Regions from separate parts of the Homo sapiens genome. Here region 1 is linked to region 2. Evidence: read pairs that join two places in POLR2A ChIA-PET (ENCODE). Cell type or tissue: PC-9. All regions are shown on one strand. Links, peaks and the distances in the headings refer to the core of each region. The heading gives the core; the rest is flanking DNA. Region 1 overlaps RAI14 (retinoic acid induced 14). Region 2 overlaps RAD1 (RAD1 checkpoint DNA exonuclease).

Region 1 (4,399 bases), core at 121-4,120, 230 kb before region 2:
TAGGATTTTGCCCTTAGCTTTAAGCATTTCTGTAGATAATTACAATAGCTTCATCACAAACTAATTACACATGGGATAATGGACATTTGAGTTTTGGGTTTACAAATCCATATCTCTACTTTTGTGCAAGTGCATTAACCCATGTGGACTTTTTATTTAAAAAAAAACTGAATGATTTTGTAGGCTGGGGTCCTATGGTCCATATTTCTGTATCACCTGTATACTTGGCTTCTAGTTAAGATTCAGTGCATATGACATGAGTAAGAAATTAGAGGCTTCTTTTCTCATAAATTGTAAGTTCTTGAGTAGCCTTAATGCTATTACCGTGTAAAACTCTTGCATTAGATGCAAGGTATGTAGGTTTGTGGATATGTGTGGGGTGTGGGGGGGGAGCATATTCAGTCTTTACTGGTTAATGGAAGCATTCCCCATCCTTCATGTTAGTGCTGTTTGCTTTTTATGCCTGCACACAGAAAGTGGTTGAAAATTGAAAGTCTAGGGTTTCAAATTTAGTTAACAGGAGTTTGTCTTTATCAGGCAGGAGGATCTAGCTGCCTCCATAGCCCAGGCATAGAACAGCCTGCAGTGTTCTGTGACAGAAAAATATCTGAAGGGCTTTTCTATTTGTAGTGTGGCAAATCCAGGCTGGCATGGCCCCTGGGGAGTGATGCCTTGGTTAGGTGGTATCTCTTCCAGGTGTCTTGTTTAGAATAAATTAGGGTGACAGTGTGTTTTCATATCATACCTTCACCACTATTCAAGGATTAACTGCTATTCATCATTAGGCATTGAGGTCTACTGGTCCAGCTGAGCCCCAGCACCCCTTCTCACCCCATACCCCAGGGAAACTTCCCCACCGTCTGTCCTTCTCACATTGTTTCTGCCTATCCTGAAGGTTTTGTTTTTCCTATTCCTCCTTAGCCTGTACTCAAGGGAAACAAGCTTCCTTGTTTCCCTCCTTTGTACTCCCTCAGTTCTGTGGAGTCAAGTCCCAGGAGAGCAGAGAAGATAGGGTCCAATGCTATTTCCAGACCCCAAGCACCATTTCCTCTTAGACCCAGCTGTTACAGTGGCTTTTTATTTCTTGAGGGTTTAAAAATCATTTAATGCTATTCACTTATAGTTAATTGTGATTGTTTTCATTGTTGGCCTGGTTTCTATAGGAGACCCAAAGAGCAGTACTTACTTTCAGAATGGAAATAGCCCAGAAGACTCACACTTGAATTGCCAGCAAGGTCTCCTTCAGTGACTGCACTGATGTTAGAGGAGGGTAATGAATGGAGGACTTATGAGGTGAGGCTGTGTGAGGGCAATGGGGCAGGACAGATCCACAAGCAGTGAATAGCCAAACAAGTGAATGATAAACATGCCCTCCTTAACCTGCAGATTCAAAGGGGACATTGTAGGTCATCCTATTATATATTTCACTTCTGTAGCTTCGTGAAGTAAATTTAGCTGCTGACTTCAGGAATGGGCTGAGCAGACCGAAATGCAACCTGCAATTGTGCTGTTGAAGATCTAGGCACCTCTTTTACTGTGGCATCTGAGTTGGGTCTCTGTCACTTGCAACCTAAGAGTACTGACAAATACTTTGGTGCCCGAGGGCAAGTGTCAGAGACCCAACTTGAAATAGCTTAGGCTAGAAGGGGCGTGCCTTGCCTTATGTGACCCCACATCCTGTGCCAAAAGAGTGTGGCTATAGCAGGGCCTCAGGGATCCCTGGAATCAGCACCCCTCAACCCCATTCCCACCCCTGCCTCTGTCCCCTCTCTCAAACCAGCTAGAACTGGGTCTTGGGCAGCTACCAGGCTCCTGGTTTCCCAATTCTCACCCAGAGAGGAAGGTCTACCTCCCCTCCCCCAACTCTAAAAACCCCAGAGTCTCTGAATAGCCCTGATGAGGAGACATTTCCACCTCTAGGGGAGTAGCTATTACCAGAATGACCTGGTTGGAGTGGGTGGGGAGGGTAGGAGGGAAGGCTGTGCCCTGTTGATCAGACCACTTATGGATCCACTACTGGAGTACCAGGCCACAGCGTTCTGCTCAAGGAAATGGGAGGCCTACCTTCATGTGAGCCAGCACCCCCTCTCTGTTGGACTGCAGACAAAAAAAAAATCCTTTTTTTGAATACACAGTGTTTGAGTAATGTCCAAATATGATAGTTGGGACAGCAGAAATAATTTCTGGACTTTCCTTCCACTCCCTTCTAGGGCATCAGAGTTCACAGAATCTATGTCATTAACATATTTATATATTCCTTATTCTGAAAAGTATTAAGACACTGGATGCCTGGGTAAGGAAAGAGATTCACAAGCCAAGTGACACCACTGCGATCATTGTAAATGACGTCTCCAACATTCCAGAATGTGAGAGTCCAAGTTTCCTTATTTCAAAACTGAGTCAAAGAACCAATGAATATGTAGTAAGCCAACTTCTGGCAATTCATTCTTTCTAGGTTAACAACAGGGATTAAATATAGCCATGAATAGAACCTGTTCTCTTACTCACTCTAAAGATATTTTTCATAACCAATTCCTTTGTATATGGGTCTCCCTTTTGCTTTTTGAATCGGATCTTTTGTTTTTTTTTTTTTTTTGAGGCAGAATCTCCTTCCGTTGCCCAGGCTGGAGTACAGTGGTGCGATCTCACCTGACTGCGACCTCCGCCTCCCAGATTCAAGCGATTCTCCTGCTTCAGCCTCCCGAGTAGTAGCTAGGATTACAGGCATCCGCTACCATGCCTGGCTAATTTTTGTATTTTTTAGTGGAGACGGGGTTTCGCCATGTTGACCAGGCTGGTCTTGAACTCCTGACTTCAGGTGATCCGCCCATCTCGGGCTTCCAAAGTGCTGGGATTACAGGCATGAGCCACCATGCTCAGACTTCATTGGATTTTTTTTTTTTTTTTTTGAGACTGAGTCTCGCTTTGTCACCAGGCCTGAGTCCAGTGGTGTGATCTCAGCTCACTGCAACCTCCACCTCCTGGGTTCAAGTGATTCTCCTGCCTCAGCTTCCCAAGTAGCTGGGACTACAGGCATGTACCACCACACCCAGCTAATTTTTGTATTTTTAGTAGAGATGGGGTTTCACCATGTTGGCCAGGATGGTCTCCATCTCTTGACCTTGTGATCCACCCACCCCTGCCTCCCAAAGTGCTGGGATTATAGGCGTGAGCCTCCCGTGCCCAGGCCACTGGATCTTTTTAAGAACAACTTCACTGAGTTAGAACTTACTTTCTGTAAAATTCACTAATTTTAGTATACAATTCAACAACTTTTAGTAAATTAACAGAATTTTACTGTCATCACCACCATCTAGTTTTAGAACATTTCCCTCACCCCAGAAAGATCCTTTATGGCATTTGCAATTACTTCCTGTTAGCGTTCCCAGCCCTGGACAACCACCAATCTACTTTTTGTCTTTATAAATTTACCTTTTCTGGATGTGTCTTAGAAATAGAATCCTGGCCAGGCGTGGTGGCTCATGCCTGTAATCCCAGCACTTTGGGAGGCACAGGCCGGAGGAACGTTTGAGGCCAGCAGTGCAAGACCAGCCTGGGCAACACAGAGACTCTGTTTCTACAAGAAATACAAAAATTAGTTGGGTGTGGTGATGCACACCTGTAGTCCCAGCTACTCAGGAGGCTGAGGTGGGAGGATCACTTGAGCCCAGGAGTTTGAGGCTGCAGAGAGCTATGATGGTGCCACTACACTCCAGCCTGGGCAACAGAGAAAGACTCTGTCTCTTAAAAAAAAGAAAAAAAAAAAGGAATGGAATCATATAATGTGTGGTCTTTTCTGTCTGACTTTCACTTAACAAAATGTGTTTGAGCTTCATCCATGCTTCACCATGGATCAGCTTGCTATTCCTTTTTATTGCTGGGTAGTATTCCATTATATGGAATTGCCACAGATTATTTACCTAGTTGACAAACATTTCTGTTTTACTTTTTCCACAATTACAAATGCTACTTCTATAAATATTCGGTCTTTGTGTGGACATATGTTTTCATTTCTCTCGTAGGTGGGAATAGCATTGCTGAGTCATGTGGTAAATGTACATTTAACTTTGTAAGAAATTGTCACACTGCATTTCACAATGACTATACCATTTTACATTTTCACCAATAATGTTTGAGGATTGGATCTCTATGTTTAAACTTGATGGGCCCTTTTGGGTTTCAAGATAGGTGAAACTTAAGGAATGGACTTTGGAGGAAGATGTGAAGGGGCTTACCCATACACGGTCACTTGGGGTCAGTTGCTGGGCACTCTGTGAGGTGGTTTTTCTCTTCAGAGGTGAACACGGTGGTGTGTTTAGACGGTGGTATTGTAATGAACATCAAAAGATAAGTAACACAGAACAGGACAAGCATTTTAGAGATCATCTTAAAAATAACC
Region 2 (4,399 bases), core at 261-4,260:
CGACTAACTCCCAGGATGCTTTAGGGTTGGCACTCAGGATCAAGGTCCCACATTGCAGACCTGGCTGAAAGCAGCTATATATTCCATTGCCCTTCTCTGTGGTGCTTATTAACTGGTCACTTGGCCTATCATTGTTCATTTTAGCCCTTTCTGGAGATGGGGCTGCTGTTCTTCCCCAGAATATTCTGAATTGATTACAGTAGCATCAGAAGAGTTGCTTCCATTTTCACATACGTAGTTGAAAATAGCTCTTCAACAATGACTGACATTAAAAAAAAAAAAATACCAGAAAGAAATGGCCATTCAGACTCCATTTTGGGTGGCACCAAAATTTATAAAATGTTACTATTTTGCAATCCTAAGATCTCCAAACTGACAAACCTATATCAATAAACAGTAGCATAACACTGTGAAATAAAATTTTATGGTGTACCTGTTCCTGCATTTGGATTGTTTTTAATGTTTAAAGTTTTTCTTTATTGTCAGTGTAAGGTTGCCATTGTCTGAGGTTTTGATATTAAAATGTTTTATAAAATGGTGGTGATACTGAATCATATAATTTTAACATCCTTATACCTAGTAAAATAAGTTGGCACCTATGTTGGTCCCCAAAGTTTTTCCCAAAGGCATTTTTAGAGCAGTTTTAGGTTCATAAAAAAAATTAAGGGAAAGCTAGAGATTTCCCATTTACCCCCTACCTGCACACATGCCTAGCTTCTCCCTTATCAACATCTCCCACCAGAGCGGTACATTTGTGACAACTGATGAACCCACACTGACACAGCATTATTACCCAAGTCCATAGTTTACATGAGGGTTCACTCTTGGTGGTATACATTCTGTGGGTTTGGAAAAATTATAATGACATATATCCACCATTATAGTATCATACATATTAGTTTCACTGCCCTAAAAATCCTCTGTGCTCTGCCCAAAAGTTTTAAAATTTTACTATTTTGGTGAAATCCCAAAGTCTTAACAAGCCACATTAGAAATATAAAGTTGCATTCTCACTGCAAAACCACAGAAGCTACTTTCTAAATTCAACCAATCTGGATAACCCAATCCAATCAAACACCTGACATTTCTAACAGATCTGAGCTAACATACAGAGCTCTTACAATTCTTCTGAATTAGCTAACAAGCACTGACATTTTTGAGGTGGATGAGGATTAGCTATTTTCCAACAATCTCTGTACCAAGTTAGAAAAAAAAATAATTCAAGCCCAGATCAAGCTGTCTCACATACAGATTTCAATAAATATTGTTATTTTTATTTTATTTTTTGTTGAGACAGGGTCCCACTCTCCTGCCAGACTGGAGTGCAGTGGCATGACCATAGCTCACTGCAGCCTTGAACTCCTGGGCTCAAGCAATCCTCCCGCCTTAGCCTCTGGAGTAGCTGGGACTACATGCATACTCCACACCTGGCTAATTAAAAAAAAAAAATTTTTTTTAGAGATGGAGTCTTGCTATGTTGGCCAGACTAGTCTCAAAACTCCTGGGCTAAAATGGTCCTCCTGCCTCGGCCTCCCAAAGTGCTGGGACTACAGGTGAGAGCCACCACACCTAGCTCAATAAACATTTTTTAGCAAGCAAACAAAAAAGTTTATGTAAACGGCTGGGTGTGGTGGCTCACACCTGTAATCCCAGCACTTTGGGAGGCTGAGGCAGGAGGATCACAAGGTCAAAAGATCGAGACCATCCTGGCCAACATGGTGAAACCCCATCTCTACTAAAAATACAATTATTAGCTCGATGTGGTGGCATGCACCTGTAGTCCCAACTACTCGGGAGGCTGAGGCAGGAGAACCGCTTGAACCTGGGAGGTGGAGGTTGCAGTGAACTGAGATCGCACCACTGCACTCCAGCCTGGCAACAGAGTGGGACTCCATCTCAAAAAAAAAAAAAAAAGTTTATGTAACCTGTTCTGTATGTTCAATGACGTACTACCTGCTGATTTGGTAAGTTCACCCACCACTGCATTAAAGGTCCACTTAAGGCAGGCTTGACAATATTCCAGAAATAGTACTGTCCTAACGTAGTCAGCCACGGCAACCAAAATCCTTGGACAAAATGGCAGGAAGCAAGACCATTTTGGAATCAAGTGTCAGGCACCATGCCTAAGGGTACAGGCCACAGGGTTTACTAGATTGTTACTTCCTTTTTACTTTAGTATGAGGAAATACTCTGAAATAATTTAGTAAGTTCACATATCCTGAATACCTCTAGTTTTGCCAGTGAGAGCCACTACTAGTATCTATTATAATGATCAACAAGCTATGAATTTCAAAAATATATTTCACACATTTACTCTGCTGATTATCGAAATCTCTGGACGTGACTGAGATACAGATACGAAAAGCACTTGAAACCGCTGCTTTTGGTGTTTCTGTTTAGAACACTAGCTGTCCACTCCTGAGAGGGAAATTCTGTTAAAGCTAATGACTCCTCCTGGGGTGCTTGTAACCTGATTCTAGTATAAAAGCAGCACTGCCTATTCCAAAGAGAATGAAAGCAAATTACAAACATAATTGGGAAAAGAAAAAATACTATACACTCCGATTTCTCAGGACCCAATAGATTTTATTTCAGGTGGGGATAAGGGACAAGCAATGTGAAGACAGGGAAGGAAAGAAGGAAGTCTCTATGTTCTGAAGGACTGCCTACCCCACTGTTGAGAGTGCCACATTCTGCCCTTTTAGCAATTTTAATTAATTTTTACTAGGACTTTGGTAACACCACAGAAACCCTGTGGCTTCCTGTTAAAATGACTGTGTTACATGCCTTATTTTTATTAAAGTGGAATTTAACAAATACTTTTATTATTTTGAAGCATTTCATCAATTCTCGGTGGAAGCACTACATCATCGAATGGGAAATCAACAAATGAAAAATGAAAAAAAAGATTATCCATTCACAGTAAGCACCATTTTACTAGAAAGAGAGATAAACTTCAAAAAGACAGAACTAAAAGTCTTTAAATATAAGACTGTATTCTTCTATATACTACACATCAATTTGTAGTGGCACCAAAGTGTCGCCTGCTCTGCCTGAGGGAGCACTCCCCCTAGTGATTTTCCATAGGAAATAAAGTTAAACTTTTATTAAAGTAAAAATTCCTGGGTCAATTAGAACACAAATAAGGAGGAAATTCTTTATAAAATAAGTACCTTGATGTTAGGGTGACTTAGAAACAATTCATTAGTCTTTGAATTCTAAATAGCTGAAGACATGCAGCTAAAACAATAATTTTTATTTTAATTTTTTTTGTTTTTGAGACGGAGTCTTGCTCTGTCACCCAGGCTGGAGTGCAATGGTGCAATCTCGGCTCACTGCAACCCCCGCCTTCCAGTTTCAAGTGATTCTCTTGCCTCAGCCTCTCAAGTAGCTGGGATTACAGACACCCACCACCACACCCAGCTAATTTTTGTATTTTTAGTAGAGGTAGGGGTTTCACCATGTTGGCCAGGCTGATCTCGAACTTCCTGACCTCAGATGATCCCCCTGCCTCGGCTTCCCAAAATGCTGGGATTACAGGTGTGAGCCACCACTCCCGGCCTAAAATAATAGTTTTAAATGTACAAAAATATCCATCCTTACTGAGCTGATTTATATTTGTTTTAAATTCTTTTTAGATTCAACTTTTAAAAAATACATTAGGCCAGGCATGATAGCTCACGCCTGTAATCCCAGCCCTTTGGGAGGCCGAGGCGGGTGGATTGCTTGAGCTCAGGAGTTCAAGATTAGCCTAGGGAACATAGTAAAACCCCATCTCTACAAAAAATACAAAAATTAGCAGGGCATGGAGGCATGCACCTGTAGTCGTAGCTATTTGGGAAGCTGAGATGGGAGGATTGCTTGAGCCTAGGAGATTGAGGCTGGAGTGAACTGTAATCCTACAACTGTACTCCAGCCTGGGCAACAGAGCAAGATCTTGTCTCCAAAAATAAAAATAAAAAAACTGAGATCAAAATAAATTTAGAGCTAAATCATCAGAATTAAGTAGTGACTAATAAGATGCTAAAAGAAAATCTGAAATTGGAGAGTCTTTCATCTAACAGAGTTACTAAATGCCCATTATATGTTAGGCGCCGTTCTTTGTTCACACTAGTAACAAAAGACAAAAAATAACTATGCTATTTCACATTTAACAGTCCTTAGAATGTTGACTGATTAGATATTTTCCCAAGTATCTTTTAGGTTTGTTCTGTTCTTGGTGGTTATCTAAACAAAAAATACTCTGACAACATTTAGTAAATTCATTTGTTTCCTTCTTGAATACAAACATTTTAGAAAATTCCAACTTCTTTTGTAGTCACTGCTAAATTTTGTATGCTGAGATTGAGACACTTACTAGTTATCAGGTGCTGACCCTGGCCACCTCCCAGAATTGTCC

Evidence for each region. ChIA-PET counts read pairs that join two places held together with the same protein. Peaks named below come from ENCODE experiments on the same cell type or tissue, not always from the same donor. Only the 100,000 strongest peaks of a DNase experiment are listed, where the experiment ranks them.
Region 1: POLR2A ChIA-PET joins it to region 2 with 6 read pairs; 9 of 35 experiments call an interaction of 5 or more read pairs at or near these places.

Annotation. Positions count from the first base shown.
Region 1 is chr5:34,672,007-34,676,405 of GRCh38, forward strand. All of the region lies in intron 1 of RAI14 (retinoic acid induced 14), which reads left to right. Among named protein-coding and RNA genes, the nearest start is that of RAI14, 18 kb to the left of the region's middle. In PC-9, for the core only: no CTCF peak of the experiment used is centred there; a DNase peak (open chromatin) is centred at 2,415; H3K27ac peaks cover 3,546 bases.
Region 2 is chr5:34,902,695-34,907,093 of GRCh38, forward strand. RAD1 (RAD1 checkpoint DNA exonuclease) reads right to left here. Exons shown (of 6, transcript NM_002853.4): 6 at 2,566-4,399. It also overlaps a transcript of TTC23L not described here. Among named protein-coding and RNA genes, the nearest start is that of RAD1, 11 kb to the right of the region's middle. In PC-9, for the core only: CTCF peaks have their summits at 3,067 and 3,271; a DNase peak (open chromatin) is centred at 2,185.